2 separate regions of the Homo sapiens genome follow, and region 2 is linked to region 1. A link is a loop called in an ENCODE intact Hi-C map of the cell type or tissue named here. Cell type or tissue: endothelial cell of umbilical vein. All regions are shown on one strand. Links, peaks and the distances in the headings refer to the core of each region. The heading gives the core; the rest is flanking DNA. Region 1 overlaps RPTOR (regulatory associated protein of MTOR complex 1). Region 2 overlaps RPTOR (regulatory associated protein of MTOR complex 1).

Region 1 (9,547 bases), core at 3-8,002:
GTAGAAGAGCTGTCACGGCAAGAGCGGACAGGTCCCCACAGGTGCTGCTCAGCCCCAGCCCACCTGGACTTTCCGTGTCTCGGCAGAGGAGGAGCGAGAATCACCACCGAGCCCCAAGTGCAGGGTCAGCCTCCTGGCCAGGCCCTGGGGAGCAATGCTACCGGCACGTGCAGCTCACCCACCCGACCCCCCGGGGTGGGGGGGATGCACCTCTCACTGCACCTGCCCTGAGATCATGGGGAGCTCCCTGTGCCAAGACACAGCGTGAGAGACGCCAGCAGGCCACATGGCGTGGCACAGGAGACCCCTGGTGCCCAGCCTCACTCCACAAGCACACACAGACTCTGACAGCCCTGGCCGCCACAGGTTCCACAACAGGAAACACCCAAAGCTCAGTCCTCCTCAGCTCCACATCCTCTTTCTCCAGTAGCTGGGAGCTCCAGCCGGCCTGCAAAGCTGTGCGCTCCGTCCAGGCCACTTCACATGGGAGTCCCCGCTCTCAGTCTGGTGTCACGGGGCCATCACAGGAGCTGTCCTGGAACCAAGCGGCAGAGGCTTTTTGGGGGTTGATAAACCAGCACACATGGACGCACGTGGCATTGTCTGAACAGTCAGTTAGAATTGACTTGGGAGCTGTGCTGGGTCGGCCCTGGGGATGGTGGGACCGACGTGGCTCACACTTCACAGCCCGGGCCCCTCAATCCCTGGCCAGACGTTCAGGGGTTCTTGGTCACCAGGATACGGAAGTGAGCAGAGCACAGAAGTGCCGTCCTTAGGGGCAGCCCGGTGCTCCCGGCAGCGCCTTTGTCCCCAGCTGCAGCTCTTTTGAGCTCAGGAGTGGCATGACTGACTGGTGTTTCTTTTTCCTTCCAACCCTCCTGCTTAAACCCTGAAGACTGCGGACGACGCGGACGATGCTGCTGGACACAAAAGTTTCATCTCCGCCACGGTGCAGACGGGGTTCTGCGACTGGAGCGCCCGCTATTTTGCCCAGCCCGTCATGAAGGTGCGCCCGGGGTGTGGGGTTCAGAGTAGAGTCCTAGCGAACATGTGTCTGTCCCACTTCTTTGAGCATAAACGCTCAAGGCTTGTGGCTGTGGGAGCGTCCCATTGTGGTCGTGGTAGTGATGGTCACGGTTGAGGTAGAACCGCAGAAGAAACAAACTTCACTTACCTTCCTGTCGCCAAACGAAAAGAGAAAACCTGCCTCGCTGGAGCTTCCCAGTGTGACAGGTGTCACTTTGCCTTAACTGACAGGGTCACCACAGGCCTTCCCACTCCCTAATGGTGAGGATCACTCGAGGCCCATCCCAAGGCCACGCTTGCGTGGCTCCGAGGTCTGGGGACTGTTAGACGCAGCCTGCTGCAGCCAATCCTAGCGCATTTGGGGTTACACCACAAGACCATCTCTGAGGCTCAACCCTGACACAGCCCTAACAAGCGCCGTGTGCTGTGGACGCAGTGGCTGTGTTCCTGCAGGCTGGGGCAGGGCGGCGGCTCTCGGCCTCTTCGAGGAATGGGGCGGGAGCTGCTTTGTCAGCACAGTCCCAGTGCTCATCTCTCTGCCAGGGCCCAGCAGGGACTCGTGGAGATTTTCTATAAATCTAAAGTGCATTCTGAGCAAACCTGCCTCTTCCCTCATATATAATTGAAAGCTGAAACTCTCAGCTTATTCTCGATTGTATATCAAGCTTGCGTCTTAGTCATCTCTGTGAATGGTATTTGGACCCCATGACAGCTCAGTCCCTGTGGTCCTGTCTTCATAGTGAATGCTGATTTCTGTTCATAAAAACAGAACCATCAGGCAGCCCCTGAGGCAGGCAAGCCATGAAGCTTGAACTACGGAGCCCCTTTACTGCAAAGAGAGAGGAGTTCGCCTCCCTCTTCTCACATGAACCTGGGTGGACAGTGGCCTGGCTGTTCTAGAAAGCGTCTTGCCGGGAAGCATCAAACGCCTTAAATAGCCGTTCCCTTTGACCCAGTCATGAATCTGCTAAAATACTGTCTTGAGAAAATAATCAGAGATGTAGATGACTTCCGTGTTGTTTCTAAGAACGAAAATTGAGATTCACTTAAATGTCCACAGAGGGTGAATAGTTAAAAAGTTATGAAATATTTGATGAGATATTATTGGAGCTACTGAAAAGTTAAACATTAAAAATAGTGTCCTAAGGAAGCGCTCATGACAACATTCCTTAAAAAGAAAAAATGCAAAATGCAGACCAAGAAGCCAGATTTACAGAACAATCACAGCCGTGCTTCTCATACAGACACAGATGTGCATACGACGGAGACCAGCAGAGCCCGCTCCTAACTAGAGATTCGCAAATGGCGCCACCCACGACTGCACTGAATTGGGCTTCTTTTGTGCCTCTTCTGCAGTTTCTACACTAAGCACGAAGCACCTTTAGAGTCGGGGGAAAAGAATCAAAGAAACAAACCCCAGGAGATCATTGAGGCTGGTGGATTCAGTCCTAGTCAGAAGCCCCTCACCAGGCCCACCTGCTGGGCTCACCGCTGCTTACCTGCGGGTGGCATGAGGGTGGCGGCCCCTGCAGACAGAGGGAAGTGCCCCTTCCCATCACTAGGAGGCTTCTGGTTAGGAAAGGAAAGCATACACAAATCCTGGAATTGGATGCAGGAAGCAGGAGCCACCCAAACTCTGAGTGAGCCAGAGCTGGGAGGTGGCTGGACACTGTGCCAGGGGTGCCAGGCCGTCCTCTAGAACTGCGGCCCAGTCTGTTGAAAAGTCAATGGAATTTAGTCTAATGTTAACAAGCTTGGTGTCCTTGATGCGGTCTCGTGCTTAAGGCAGACAAGGTCAGGCGACTAAGAAACCCACATGGTCTGGTCTTCGCTCTTGCTGGGATGGCAGTGGCTGTACATGTTGGTAATTTCTTGGTGTGATAACGAGAGGCTTTTCTTGAAGTCCTTGAAAAATGCCTATTCTCAGTCATCTATCCTATGATGAAAGAGGAATGGCATAGATAATCCAAAACTCATTGCTCTTAAACTTAAAAATGAATTTGACTTTTCCCCAAAGGATTTGCTTTCCTTTCCTAAGCATTTTTAAGTACACAGCAGCTGATTGCAGGAGGAAGTTCCCCAGAGGCATGTGGAAGGCCGTGTGTGTGTCTGTCTGTCTGTCTGTCTGTCTGTCTCTATGTGTGTGTGTGTATCCCTGTGTCTGTCTGTGTGATGTGTGTGTGTATCTCTGTATGTGTGTATGTGTATCTCGTGTGTGTGTCTGTGTGTTTCTGTGTGTCTGTGTGTGTGTGTCTATTTGTTCCGGTGTGTGCAAGCCCCAAGCCAGCGTCTCCTCTCCCTTTCTTCAGATTAGCAGCCCCTCCTCCGCCTGCCCTCATCTCCTCCATTTGCACATCTGAGAATTCCCGCCCGCACGGAGGAGCTGGAGGGTGTCAGCCTTGTGGTCTGGCCCTGCCAGCAGGTCCTGCTGTGTGGACACTGCAGAGGAGATTAGTCCAAGGGGATCCATGTAGGAGCTGCCATCACACAGGAGGTTGATCAGGAAACGGTTGCTGAATGAGTAAATGATTGTCTTCCTCTGCCCCTGCCAAGTATTTGAAAACAAATGCTCACTTGGTTGTCGTTGAAACAACAGGCTCTGGGTGTCATGATGGAAAAGAGCGCCGTGTTGTGGTCGGCGTCGTCTGTAACTCCTGATAGCAACTGCAGTCTTAGGAGTGTCTTTAACATTAGAGACCTTTTCCAAACTTCAGAAGAGGAAGCAGGACGTGTTTTCTCTTGTTTAAAAAAAAAATTGTTTTCCTACTTTTTCTAGGTGGTATTCATAAAGGTATTCTTTTACTGATTTAATTCATCATCTAATGACATTTGTGTAACGAGCTGCATTAGGAACTTCTTGTTATTAGCCTGCTTCACATGTAAACTAAAAATAGCTCTAAGGCTAGGATTGAACCTAAAAAAGAACAGAAGAACTGCAAACCCGAAACTGCTTCAAGGTATATAAGAAACTAAAACAGTTACCAGGTCACAAAATAATGACCAGTTTACACTGACATGCAACTAGCGATTAGCAGGATGAGCATCCAAGGACACCGTGGTAAGGACAGCGTCTGCTAACGTTTTTATTAGTTCACCGTCAGATTTCGTACAGGTCCGTATGACTAGAAAGAGCCGTGTTCTGTCTGCGGCTCACCTTTGATTGGTGAAGCAACCTCCTTTCTTCCCATGTTGGTTTACGGAGCTCGTGTCTACATTAGAAACCACAAAAGAATATTAAAAATGGTCTGCCGTGTGCTTAAGAAAGAAAAAGATGTATTGAATTGTGTTCTGATTACAAAAGTCATACAACTTTTTTCTTCTCTCAGTTGGAAGGTTTCAAAAATTGATTCTATCCAGAGAATCAATCCCTACAAGGCTGTAGGGGCATGTGAACTCTCAGACACTGTTGGTGGGTGGGTCCAGTACTCCCTTTGCTTAGGGCAATTAAGCAGTAACTGTCAGGATTAGAAAAGGGTATACCTGCAAAGCCAGCAATCCTGCTAGGAGGCATATATTCTTAAAAACCACTAATATACATGTCCATGAAAGGGTTCTGCCCGGAGATGTTCATGATAACATGATTTGTAATGGGAAAAAGTTGAAAAGAATCACTTAGTAGGAGAGTTAATTTAAAATGATGGATCCATGGGTTAGAATACTATACAACCATTAAAATTCTTTAAGTTGTATCTTTCTATGAGGACTTGGTTGGATGTCCTTGATCCAAAAGGTAAAATAATCAAATTGTACAAAATGCTTGCACGAGCTCTGTGCTTCTGTAGACTGGAACAAGCACGGGAGGAGGCTTGGCCAGTTACACAGCAGGCTGGCCACACAGTGACTTCTAGAAGGTGGAGTTGGAGCCAGGCAAGGGGACTGTTCTTTTTTTCATCATTTACTTCTGGATGATTTGAATTTTTTAGAAAGAACAGTTATTAGTTTTGCAATTTAAAACAGACTAAAATACCATTTTTAATTATAAAAAGCTTTAAGAGTCGATACGCTGTTGGGAGGCATCACACGCAGAACCCAGTTTATTTCACACAGCCCTTAAAGCTACAGTGGGGATTTCCGTTTGGCGGCTCCGCAGAGCATGGGGATCTTGTTTTGCCCTGAGAGCATCTGCTCCTCTAGGGTGGATGCGGAAGCTGCACTGCCCGTCATCAGATCTGCGGCTGTGCAGCTGGGGTTTCAGTGCACCATTAGAAACTCAGGCAGTGAAGGAGCGACTTGAGATGGCCATAGTCCCCACGCAGGGTTCCCTCCCAGCACTGGGGTTGCCCTGCCTGCATGGCTTCCGGTCCCGCTTTTCTCACTATGCAGTGAACATTGAGCATCCTGTCATAGATTCTCCCACAAAAATGACTTTTTCTGTTTTGTTTTGTTTTTCTCCTCTGAGAATGACACTCTGTGTGACATTCTTTATATAAACCTGCAGCAGGCAGAGCCTGAGAAGTCCCCTCGTGCCACCCTCAGCTCAGTTCATCCTTGGCTCATCCTCGGCTCATCCTCAGCTCATCCCTGGCTCATCCCCAGCTCATCCTCAGTTCAGTTCAGCTCATCCTCATCCCCAGCTCATCCCCAGCGCATCCTCAACTCATCCCCAGCTCATCCTCAACTCATCCCCAGCTGCTCCTCAGCTCATCCCCAGCTCAGCTCATCCCCAGCTCATGCCCAGCTCATCCCCAGCTCATGCCCAGCTCATCCCCAGCTCATCCTCAGCTCATCCCCAGCTCATCCTCAGCTCAGCTCATCCCCAGCTCATCCTCAGCTCATCCCCTGCTCATCCTTAGCTCATCTTCAGCTCATCCCCAGCTCAGCTCAGCTCATCCTCAGCTCATCCTCAGCTCATCCCCAGCTCATCCTCAGCTCATCCCCAGCTCAGCTCAGCTCATTCTCAGCTCATCCCCAGCTCATCCTCAGCTCATCCTCATCCCCAGCTCATCCTCAGCTCATCCCCAGCTCATCCCCAGCTCATCCCCAGCTCATCCCCAGCTCATCCTCAGCTCATCTTCAGCTTATCCACTTCAGTCTGCTGTGGGCTTCACCCGCCTCAGGAGGACAGCTGGCTCCACCCCAGCTGCAGCTTCTAAAATGGGTGCTTCCTGTTCTTTCCTGGAAAGTTCAGAAGGAAAGCAAATGGATAGGTCGATTCCCCTCCAGGAAGACCAGAATAGAATAAGTCGTTGGTTTTGGATGGAAGCTGCGTGAAGAACACACTTGGTGGGTGGAAGTGGGAGACGTAGCTTCTCTGACTTTGTTTCCACTCAGCCACCACCAGCTGGACTCTGGTGCTCGCAGTCTCCGAGGCAGCAGGACAGCTTCCTCCCACAGCTGGGGCAGGGACCGTGCAGTGCCATTCTGCTCACCTTTCTCCACACTTGGCTGTAGTGCCAGCGCCTGTCTGGTAAATTACTGCTGAGTGTTAAACAGTCAGGGGTCAGGTTTATCAGCCAAGTCAGACAGGCTTGTTTTAGAGAACACTGTGATTATTCAGTGTTGTTTAAATTAAATACGTGGTTATTCTAACCGTGCATTCTTAGAGAGTTTCATCCTGGTTTTGCTTGGCTGCACGTGCAGAGGGTCCTGTGGGCAGTTCCTTCGGCCTCAAGCGTATGGGAAATATTGCTCTGGTAAAAGCCGCAGCCTGGTTCCACCTCCGCCTGCAGACAGCTGGAAAGAGCACCACTCCCACCTTGGAAATAAGAAAAGGGCAGAAAAGCTATAAAATTCTGACTTTTCCTGAACTCATCAGAGAGCTGAGGTGGCAGGGGAAGTGAGTTGCCCAGCAGGGAAGGGAAGAGGTGCCTCCAAGGAGAGCCGGACCATGAGCACCAGTTCCCTGCAGCAGAGCAGAAGGGGCCAGCAGGGAGAAATGCTCACCTGAAATTGGCAGTGGTTTGCGCAAGGCTAAACCTGGACCAATGGAGAATCTCAAACCTTTGGGAGCCACAGGCTGCACAGGCCATGGACGTCCACTGGGCCCTCACCCAGAAGATTGAGGTGGGACACGAGAAGAGCCCCTCAGAGGTGTGGGCCCGCAGCAGGCTCTCCTGTGCTGCTCCCCACAGAACATAACCTGCAGCTCCTGATGAAAGACAGCAAACCCTGTCGCCCCCAGAGCACAGGCGAAGACCCACTGCCACAGAAGAACTGCAAAAGAAAACCTTCCATCTCCAGCAGGGCGAGGACCTGCCACGTGTGGCACACTGCAGGGAGCAGGACAGAGTCACTGAGAAGGTTCCACCCTGAGACCCAGAGACACAGGCCCTGCCTCAGTCAGAGTCTGGGCTAGAGCAACAGAGAGCCCTTCGGACCCTTCCAACAGGCTAGCAGGCTCCAGGCAGCAGGCACAGCAGTCGAGCTGTAGCAGGGGCACAGGAGCATAGAGAGAGAAGCCCCCCAAGGTGCAGACACACGAGGAAAGCCAAAAACCAAGGGAGGGTGGGGTGGGAACCCTGGCAAAAACCCTCCCGAAACCCAGGCCCTGCTTGAAGCATGAGGTAGTGTGAGAGGAATCCGAAGCTGGCCACATGCTGAGTGTCACCATGGCAACAGTAAAACCCAAGCCCATTTCAGTGCCTCGCTAGATTGACTGAACTCTTTAACAGTCTAGTAATAGAGGCACACCCATTTCCAGGCATGCATATATATATATATATATACACCTTAGTCTCTGCTGTTCTACACATGAAGTCTGGAATTCATTCAGAAATTAGGAGAGGCTGGGCATGGTGGCTCACACCTGTTATCCCAGCACTTTGGAAGGCCAAGACAAGAGGATCACTTGAGCCCAGGAGTTCAAGACTAGCCTTGGCAACGCAGCAAGACCTCATGTCTACTAAAAAGAACAAAGGAAAAGTATGAGATGCCCCCAAAAATATAAGACAAACACGCCTGCCATCAAGAGACAAAGCAGAGAAAGACCCAAGGGCAACCCAGATGTTGGAACTATCAGAGATGGAGTGGAAATAACCAAGATTAATATGACCTAAAGGCATTGACAGCAAAGGTAGACAACAAACATGAACAGATGAGGGATTTCAGCAGAGAGTTGGACACTAAGAAAGAGTCAAGTGAATGCCCCCCAGAGGCCTATCTGTGACCTCAAATAGCCAAGGAAAAAAATCAGTGAATTTAAAGACAGGTCTATAGAAAGTACCCAAAATGAAGCACAAAGACTACAAAGAGTGGGAAAAAAACAAACAGGATTGCAGATCATCTGAGAGCTTCAGGACAGTACAAAGCAGTCCAACATCTAACCACAGATCCAGCAAAGATCCCAAATCATGGTATATACAGACACACACATGCACGTGCACACACACATATACACACACAGCTGGACACATATCTAAGCCACCACAAACCAAAGATAAAGAGAAAACCTTGAAGACCTCTGGAGCAAAAGGACACATTACTTACAGGGGAACAAGGACAAGAATCACCACAGACTTCTCATTAGAAACTGTGTAAGACAGAGATAGTCCAGTAATATCTTTAAAGTGCTGAAAGAAACTGTCAACCTAGAATTCTGTACACACAAAAATATCTTTCCCAAAAGAAGGTAACAAGACAAACATATCCTCTCTTGCCACTTGTCTTCAACACTGAACTGGAAATTATAGCCAGGGAAGTTAGGCGAGCAAAAGAAATAAAACATATCATATTGGAAAGAAGAATAAAGCCATCTCTGTTCACAGATGACATGATCCTGAATATTGAAAATCATTCAAAATCCATTTTAATAGAGTATCAGAACTTAAAAACCAATGCAGCAGTATTGTACCCACAAGCTCAATATCCAGTAACCATTTGTATCAGAATCCCCTACACTAGTAATGAAAACCCTAAAAATGCAATCAAGAAAACACTTTCATTTATAATCATAGCAAAAATAATAAAATGCTTAAGAATAAACCTAGTAAAAGAAATGTAAGACTTGTACTGAAACATTATTGAATGATACTAAAGAAGACTTAAATAAAGGGAAAGAAATCACACATTCATAGGTCAGAAGACTAACATTAAGTTGGCAGAACTCCCCAAATAGCTCTACAGATTCAGCACCATCCCTGGCAGCCTTTTTTGCAAAAATTGACAAGCTGATACTAAAATTTGTATGGCAATATAAGGGACCCAGAATAACAAAAGAAAAATGTAAGAGACAAACATACTGAACAACTCACGCTTCCTGATTTCAAAACTTACTACATAGCTGCACTAATTAAGATACCATGGCATTGGCTTAAGAGCAGACATATAGGTCAATGGATTTGAATTGAGAGCCCAGAAATATACCTTCCGTCACTGCTTTATGCCTATAAACTCTACAATTTAGGCGAGATAGACAAATTCCTTGGAAGAGATTACTACCCAGCGTCATTTGATAGCAAAGAGATAACCTGAATAGTTCCTGTCTATTAAAGAAAATGAAGTTTTCTTGCTTTGTTTTGTTTGAGATGGGGTCTCATTCTGTTGCCCAGGCTGGGGTTCAGCGGTGCAATACCTTCCATCACTA
Region 2 (9,547 bases), core at 438-8,437, 61 kb before region 1:
CCAGCCACTCCCCCAGTGTTCTCAGCATCCCCCTGCTGCCGCCAGCCGGCCCTCAGGACACACTTAAGAGTTTGAGAAGGATCGGAGCCCACTCAGGCTGGGCCCAGCGGAAGGGCGAGCCTGGGACCTCCCCTCATTTCCCAAGCACCTTTGGGGCACACCGTGTGTCCCATTGTGCCAGAAGCTCTGAGGGATTCATGGGGAGGCCTTAAAGAAGGTGGGCTCGGGCGGAAGAAAAGACGGAAGAACACCATGTGCCACCGGGGAGAAGTGTGTGCCGTTTACATGAGACAGAGCAGGGCACAGTGGTGACACTGATCTGACACAGATGGTACCGCACAGGACAAGGAGCACCAAGGGGGGCACATGAAGAAAGCCGTCTGTCCAGGATTCTCCCAGGACTCTGATCCCAGAGGGCCTCCCCCAGCATCACTCCCCATGCCAGGTTACACTCCACTTCACACTACCAGCCAGAAATTACCAGGCAGATAGAATCAGGAAAATATGACCCGTAATGAAGAAAAGGAAATCAACCCATTAAAACCTGCTCAGAACTGCTGCAGGTGTTATCATTAGCAGGCCAGGACATTAAAAAGTTAGAAGTCTACTCTACATATTCAAAAAGTTAAATTGAGACACGGAGAATATAAAAAGAACCCAACTTGAATTTCTAGAGATGAAAACTGCAATATGTGATGGGAAGAAATATACTTGATGGGATTAACAACCAGTTAAGCATTGCAGGAGAAAACAGTACACGGTTAGGCACGGGGCTCACGTCTGTAATCTCAGCACTTTTGGAGGCTGAGGCAGACAGATCACTTGAGTAACCAGGATTTCAATACCAGCCTGAGCAACATGGTGAAACCTCGACTCCACATGAAAAAATACAAAACTCAGCCATGCATGTTGGCGCGTGCCTGTAGTCCCAGCCATTCAGAAGGCTGAGGCGGGAGAATCGCTTGAGCCCGGGAGGTCGAGGCTGCAAAGAGCCGTGATTGTGCCATGGCACTCCAGCCTAGGGAACAGAGTGAGGCCCTGCCTCAAAGAAAGAAAGAAAATAGCAATAGAAACTAACAAAAATGAAGCATGGTAAGAAAAGAAAAAAAAATTTAATTAAAAGAATATTATTCCATTGCGGGACAACGGCAAGTGACATAACGTACTATTTGGGGGTCCATAAAGGAGGCTAGCAGAAAAAGTATTTGAAGAAACAATAGCTAACATTTTTTTGAATTTGATGACAATTATAAACCCACAGATCCACAAAGCTTAGCAAACCCCAAGCACAAGAAAACTACACGAAGGCATATCGCAATCAAATTACTTGAAAAACAGTGAGAAATTCAAAAGTCTAAAGGCAGCCAGTAAAAAGCCAGTAAGGAGCAAAGGTGAGAATGACGGCAGGTTTCTTCTTACAGATTTCCTACAGATGGAAAAGGTGAGAGTGACGGCAGGTTTCTTCTTACAGATTTCCTACAGATGGAAAAGGTGAGAATGATGGCAAGTTTCTTCTCACAGATTTCCTACAGATGGAAAAGGTGAGCGTGATGGCAGGTTTCTCACAGATTTCCTACAGATGGAAAAGGCAGACAGCGGAACAGCATCTTTAAAGCAGAGAGAGAGACAGAGAAAGAGAAAAAACTGTCAACCTAGAATTCTATACCCACTGAAAATATATTTCCAAATGGAGGCAAAATAAAGACTTTTAAAGACATACAAAAGATGAAAGCTTATCCCCGGCAGATCCACACTACAAGAAACGTGAAGTCCTTTAGCCTTGAGGAGAATACTCTTCAGAGGGAAACACGGTTCTACACAAAGGAATTCAAAGCAGCAGAAATGAGTACTATGTGGATAAATATGGGATTTTTTTCTTTTTATTTAAATCTTCTTTAAAAGATAATTGTTTTAAGAAAAATAATAACAGTGTACTATGAATTTTTTTCAATAAGCCTTTTGCACTCTTAATTTTTTTTCCTTACGAGACAAGGTCTCATTCTGTTGCCCAGGCCTGATCACCGCTCACTGTAAGCTCACACTCCCTGGCTCAAGCCATCCTCCTGCCTCAGCCTCCCGAGTAGCCGGGATCACGGGCACAAGCCACGGCACCCCACAGAATGTATAACATTTGTAAGAGCAAAATGCATGCTAACAGTAACAAAAAGATGGGGAGGAGAGAGAATGAAGAAATACTATTGTAAGATTCTTGGACTTTGTTTGAAGTGGTCTCATATCACCTGCCTGAAGATGAACTGCAGTAGTCCATAAACCCTAAAGCTGCCACTCAAATTTTAAAAAGAATTACAGTTAATTAGCTGACAACAGAGATGATATGAAGTCATAAATATAGACAACACGGAAGGAAAAAGATAACCAAGAGTAGATGTAACAAATAGAAAAAGGCAGGATGATAGATGGACACCTAATCCTGCCCGTCACTGCAGTGTGGAGACTGAACGCCACAATGAGAAGGCAGAGGCCACCAGGTTGAAGAGCAAGAAAAAACCATACCATGGCTACAAGCAATGTACTTTTGGCATAAAGACACGAGTAGATTGAAGGCAAAAGGACGGGAAGAGCTCTGCCATGCAGGCACTAAGCAGAGGAAGGCTGCAGGGCCTATGTTAATATCAGACAGAGGAGGTTTGGGAGCAGAGAACGTTGCTAACAATAAAGATAGACATTTCATAATGCTACGGAAGTCCATTCATCATTCATCAAGAGAACGTCGCAGTCCTAAATGTCTATTCACCTAATAATAGAGTTTCAAAATACATCCAACAAAACTGATGGAACTGCGAGGAGAAGTAGATAAATCCGTAATTACATTTGGAGGTTTCAGTGCTCCTTTCTCAGTAACTGACGGAACAAGCAGAAGAGAAATCAGTAGGAATAGTGGGGACTTGAGCAGCACTCTCCAGCAGCTGGGCCCTGACGTTTATAGAACACGCCACACAGCAGCCATGCAGTGCACAGAGGCTGTGCCACGATAGGCCCGACCCTTGGCCAAATAAACCTCAACAAATGTAAAGAACTGAAGCCTTACAGGCGTGTTCTACAGCCACAGTGGAGTCAAACTCAAATCAATAATAGATAGTAGGAATGTCTCTAAGCACTTAGAAACAGAAACTTTTAGATAAATAAATGATTTTCATTTCATTCCATAAAATTTTAAGTAAATTAATATATATGTGCTTAATGCAAAATAGAATATAAATATGTAATATTAAGATACATAGATATTATAAGTCGTGAATAACAAAGATTTATATAAAATATTTATTACTATAAGTATGTATATATAATATATAATATAATGTACATATAATTATAAATACTTGCATTAAATAAATACATTATATAAACATGTATATTAAGATATAAAATAAATAGGTTGAGTATACGTGGACCCAGCTCTGAACAGTGCTGAGAGGGGAGTGTGTAGCAGCTGCTAGACAATGCATTGGAAAAGAGGGACGGTCTCCAACCGGAGATCCCGGCTTCCACCTGAAGAGGGCAGCGTGAGTGGAGTAAACCCAAAGCTGTCGGCCAAAGGAAATGATACAAATCAGACTGGAGACTAATACGAAAGAAGACAGTGAAACATCAAAATCTGTTGAACAAAACATTTTTTTAAAAAACACATGAATAAAACTGTGAAACACCACCCTGACTGATAAGGAAACAAAGAAGACACAAATTCCAGCATCAGGAATGATAGAGGTGACATCATGAAAGATTCTAGGGATATTAAAAGGATGATAGGCAAATATCATGAGCAACTTGATGGGAGAACATTTGATAACTTTGATTCCTTGAATGACACATACCACTCACTGAGGAAGACATCATTAATCTGAATAGCACTATGCTTCTTTTTTTTTTAGAGACTGGGTCTCACCACATTGCCCAGGCTAGTTTTGAACTTCTGGGCTCCAGCGATGCTTCCACCTTGGCCTCCCAAAGTGCTGGGATTAAAGCCTGAGTCACTGTGCCTGTCACTACAAGTGGAATTTGTAGTGAAAACTTTTACTACAAAGAAAACTGCAGGTCCAGATGACTTCGCCAGTGAATTTTACTGAACATTAAGGAAGACGTATTTGGATGACATCTAAGCACCTTCCCATATTGTTCTATGAGGCCAGCATTACCTGATACCAAAGGTTAGACACACGTTACAAGAAAAGAAAACTACAGATAAGTATTCTCTTGAACACAGGTACAAAAATGCTAAATAGAATTTTTGCAAATTAAATTCAATGCTATTTAAAAACAAAACATGATCTAGTGGGATTTATTTCAGGGATGCAAACCTGTTTAAGGATTGAAAAATCAATGGATGCCTCTTCAGATTATTAAAGAATTATTTTTAAAGAGAGAAAAGTCCATGTAATTTACCATATTAAAAAAAGATGAAAACCATATTACCATCTCAAGAGATGCAGGCAAAGTATTTTAACAAAATCTGAGATCCACTTCTGATTTAAAAAAAAAAAACTCCCTGCAGACTCCTAATAGAAGGGAACTTCGTCTACCTGACAAACAGCATCTCCACAAACTTACAGCCAACACCATACAGTGGTGAAAGACTGAATGCAAGATGAAGCCATCTGTTCTTGTCACATCCCTTGACATTGTACTGGAAGTTCTAGGTAGTACAGTGAGTCAAGGAAAAAAAGGCATTCAAGTTCAAAAGGAAGAGGTTTAACTGTATTTTCAGACAGCATGATTGTCTATGTGGAGAATCCAGTTTAATCTATTTTAAAGTGCTACTAGAAAAAATTTAGTAAGTTTGCAGGTTATAAGATCAATATACAAAAATCAATTTATGTATATACACTAGCAATCAACAATTCGAAGTTGAAATTAAAATAGAGAACATTTACAATACCACTAAAAAAAAAGAAATACTTAGGGATACATTCTGACAAAAGGTGGGCAAGATCTGTACACCAAAACTACAAACCATTGTGAAAAGAAATGAAGGAAGACCTAAATAAATGAAGAGATCGTCCGTTATCTTGATTTCTGCTTCTGAGATCCACATGGAAATACAAAGGACCTACAGCAGGCAAAACAACTTTGAAAAAGAAAAACACAGTTGAAGGACTAATACTACCTGATTACAAGAGTGACTGTAAATCCACAGTACTCAAGATCGGAAATAGCTTCAAATGGACAAACAGATAATGGAACAGGAAGAAAGTCAGGGAATAGACCCATACATATAAACACCTGCCCTATGATGACATGGAGAAAATGAAAAGGCAAGACACAGACTGGGAAAATATTGACAAATCGTTTTTCTGTTAAAAACTTGTGGCAAGAGTATAGAAAGAACTCTCAAAAATCAATATGAAAACAAACACAAGCAGACAAAGAAAATTGGGCAAAAGGTTTGAGCAGACACTTCACCAAAGAAGTACAAATGGCAAATCAGCACATGAAACAATGCTGAATATCATTAGTCACCAGAGAAATGCAAACTGCACCCACAGTCTTATACCACTGCACACCAAGTAGATGCCAGAAATGCAAACTGCACCCACAGTCATATACCACTGCACACCAAGTAGATGCCTAAGAAGCTGCTGTTATCAAGTGTCGGCAAGGCCGTGGAGGAACTGGAACCCTCGTATGCTGCTGAGGGCAGTGCAAAGTGTGCACTACCACTTTGCAAACTTATTTCACAGTTTCTTATAAAGATTAGCACACACTCAGCATACAATCCAGCCATTCCTTTCCTAGGTATTCCCCAAGAGAAATGGAAGCATGTCCACACAAAGGCTTGTACATGAATGTTCCTAGCAGCTTTATTTATAATGGCCAAAAACTGGGAATAGCCTAAATATACATTAACAAGCGGATGAATAAGCAAACTGCAATCTTTCCATGCGATGAAATCGTACTCAACAATGAAAAGGCATGAACTGATCTCAAAATAGTTAGATTGAGTGAAAGAAGCCAGTTTAAAGAAGGGTACCTGCTGTATGGTGCCATTCATTTAAAACTCTAGAAAATGCAAACTACAGTCACAGAAAGAAGATGAGCTGCTGCTGGGGGCAGGTGAGGGTGGGGGCACAGGGGCAGAAGAAAATGTCTGAGGGGCCAGACCCCACCTAGACTGTGGCGGTAGCTTCACAGGTGTAGACGTACGTCCAAAATCTTCAAATTCCGTACTTCAAATTTATATGTCGCTTATACATCAATGAAGCGGCTAAAAAACTTCTCATTGTGGGACAGTCTACAAAGAACTGTACTGTTCCCTTCTAGATTTTATTTTGTTTTTTTATTTTTTCTGAGATAGAGCCTCACTCTGTCGCCCAGGCTGGAGCGCAGTGGGGCGATCTTGGTTCACTGCAACCTCCGCCTCCCGGGTTCAAGCGATTCTCCTGCCTCCGCCTCCCGAGTAGCTAGGACTACAGACGCCTGCCACCATGCCTGGCTAATTTTTATGTTTTCAGTGGACGAGGTTTCCCATGTTGGCCAGGCTGGTCTCAATCTCCCGACCTCAAGTGATCTGCGTGCCTCAGCCTCTAAAGTGCTGGGATTACAGGCGTGAGCCACTACACCTGGCCCCCCTTCTAGATTTTTAATTCAAGAAACACCCCCAAAAATGTGGGGGGATTTATTCTCAAGACTAATGTGTATCAGCTAAGTGCAGTTCCTAGTTGGATCCTGGATCAAAAATCAGAGGCTCACAGAGGACAGTTGTGAACAATTGGGAGGAATTTGACTCTGGACTGCGTGTCAGGCAGCAGGATTGGGAGGAGTTTGACTCCAGACTGCGTGTCAGGAGGGAGGACTGTGTCGCTGTCACGTGTCTGGAGTGTGATCATGGCTTTGTGCTCATGGAAGCAAATGTCCTTTTCCTTAGGAATATTTCTGGGCAAAGCGTCATGCTATCTGCAACTTTCACACAGTGCAGAAAAACACAGGGGATCAGGGGGCAGAAAGCAAACATGGCAGAGTATTTTTTGAAATTGTCCTTAGGGTCATGTGATGGGACCAGAGCTCAAGAGCAGCAGAACTTCATGATGAGAAAGTCCAGGAGATGTGGCCACAGCTGTCTTCCGCTGGTCACACTTTGCAAGGATGGTGGTAGTGGTTGTTTTAATAAGTTCCTCAAGCCTGCTGTTAGCATTTGTGTATCTGCTAATTAGCAAGATTAAGGAGGGGGAGAGTTAATTAAGGACTCCCGTAGGCAAGGTTCCAGTTAATTGAGGGTTTTTCATAGATAAAATTAATACTCAGTCCAGACTGACCTTCTGAGTTATAGTTAATAAAGTTGTGGTTATGGTACCACCAGGGAACTCCAAGAGCGTAATGTCAGTGGATCTGGAAAGATGCTCTGTGATGGTATTCATGAAGTAAATCCAGATTTGGAAATTCAAAGAGGCTTCCCACTGGGAACAGGCTGCTGTGGTCCCCGGAAGGAACCCGCACTATGAAGAAAAGGCAGATGAGAGAGTCATAGAATTTTGTTTCTGCAGCCCCCACGTCTGTGCTGGTTCTCCTACCCGTGCTCAAATTCTCTACTGTTTTCTCTGCAAAGTCGTTTCACCACAGTTCGTGTATGCTGGCGTTGATAGCCTCTCCTCTTCCTGCTTCTCCACTTTTCCCCACTCCCCCTTCCTCACACACGTACACGCAAAACTCAATTCAAAAAATGTGCAAGGTTAGCTTTCTCTGTCATCCAGCGATGACTCAGTCTCACCAAGGGGGCAAGAGAGTGCCATCTAGAGCGTGTGACCCTGCTGGTCCCACAGCAGAAGGCAGTGCCCTGGTGGGGGCTAGTCTAGTTAGGACCTGAGCAAACATTTTACTTGTGTCCCGAACTCTTGTTCCTATAGTTTCTATCTTAACAAATTTTATTTTTTTAGAACAGTTTTAGATTTACAGAAAACTGGAAAAGGTAGTAAATAGAGTTCTCATGTACCCTACACCCAATTTTCCCTGTTGACATCTTCTATTAGTACAACATGTTTGACACAACAGTCAATGAACTTATGTTGATCAGTTATTAACTGCAGTTGATACTCTCATCAGATTTTCTTGCTAATGTCCTTTTTCTGTCCCAGGATCCCACATGACATTGAGTCCTCGTGTCTTCTTGGGCTTCTCTTGGCCGTGACAGTTTCCCAGACTCTCCTTGTTTTTGATGACCTTGACAGCTTTCAGGGGTACTGGTCAGGGATTTTGTAGACTGGCCCTCTGTTTTGATTTGCCCAATTTTTTTTTCGTTTGAGACGGAGTCTCACTCTGTCACCCAGTCTGGAGTGCAGTGGCGCGATCTCGGCTCACTGCAACCTCTGCCTCCTGTGTTCACGCCATTCTCCTGCCTCAGCCTCCCGAGTAGCTGGGATTATAGGCGCCCGCCACCACGCCCGGCTAATTTTTTTGTATTTTGTTTAGTAGAGACGCAGTTTCACCATGTTAGTCAGGATGGTCTCGATCTCCTGACTGCGTGAGCCACCGCTCCCGGCCATGCCCAATGTTTTTGTCCTGATTAGATTGGGATTTGGAGAGGAAGACCACAGAGGGGAGTGCCCTTCTGGTCCCGTCATAATGAGGGTGCATGCTGTTGGAATGGCAGATCCCTGGTGGCGCTGGCCTGGGTCCCTGGCTGAGGTGGAGCAGACCCGGCTGAGGTCAGGCGTCCCCCGGGTGAAGCCGCTGCTGCCGCCCCTTCCGGAATGGGCTGCTCTTTGGAAGGAAGTCGCTTGGATGTGCTAGGCTTTTGTTGCCTAAACTGCTTTATGTCTGTGGTTAACTTATTCCTTCCTGCAGTTTCATTATCTTTTTAGGGTCTAAATATAGTTCTTTTAATTTCCTCTTGTTATTTATATAGGCTTACTGTATAAGGCTTAGTCTTGGAGTTGTTTTATTTTATTACATTTTGTTTTGCATTTCTGGGATTTTTTAGTATTCCTTCTTTCAGTTTGCCCCTTCTTGAGCTAACCTTCCTGCAGTACCATCTTCCAGCTGACTGTCAGTGGATGAGGTGGAAACAGTTTTACCCTTTCTGCAGGGAGCTTTGCCAGTTAGGGACCCTTCAGGAGTAGTCAGGAACGCGCCTGTGCCCACAGTTGGGTGAGTCCCAGGAACGGCAAAAATGTCACCTAGCGTTCCCCCTGCTCATCTAACATAGTTTAATTGCCTTGATGGTCCATGGAATTTCCAAACTAGAGGTTGTGATATGCAGAAAATCAACAAGATTGCATTGCTAGGGAGCACGTTTGTGAAGCTGGCGTCTTCCACAGAAGCTGTCATCAGCGAGGAGGGGCTGTTGAGGGGACACATTTGTGAAGCCAGCATCTTTCACAGAAGCTGTCATCAGCGAGGAGGTGCCGTTGAGGGGACTCCGGGTGATGCTTTCGTCGTTTGGAAAGTAGCACTGCTGTGCAGAATGGCCTCTTTTTAGCCATCCTCCTAGTTCCATGTGGAGCCCTCAGAATGGGTTTTACTCCGGGCAGATTCCAACACACCCTCATGCTATCCCGGGAGAACTGCGGACCAGGAAGGCAGAGGCCCCTTCCTCCCA

The links. A loop is a pair of places that touch in the nucleus more often than their neighbours do. Peaks named below come from ENCODE experiments on the same cell type or tissue, not always from the same donor. Only the 100,000 strongest peaks of a DNase experiment are listed, where the experiment ranks them.
Region 2: it touches region 1 in a loop (15-fold over the local background); 5 of 110 quality-filtered maps call a loop at or near these places.

The regions. Positions count from the first base shown.
Region 1 is chr17:80,924,475-80,934,021 of GRCh38, forward strand. It overlaps RPTOR (regulatory associated protein of MTOR complex 1), which reads left to right. Exons shown (of 34, transcript NM_020761.3): 24 at 896-1,006. Among named protein-coding and RNA genes, the nearest start is that of CHMP6, 63 kb to the right of the region's middle. In endothelial cell of umbilical vein, for the core only: a CTCF peak has its summit at 3,650; a DNase peak (open chromatin) is centred at 3,567; H3K27ac peaks cover 1,516 bases.
Region 2 is chr17:80,862,875-80,872,421 of GRCh38, forward strand. The region is part of intron 13 of RPTOR (regulatory associated protein of MTOR complex 1); the gene reads left to right. Among named protein-coding and RNA genes, the nearest start is that of CHMP6, 120 kb to the right of the region's middle. In endothelial cell of umbilical vein, for the core only: a CTCF peak has its summit at 3,523 (motif pointing right); a DNase peak (open chromatin) is centred at 3,507.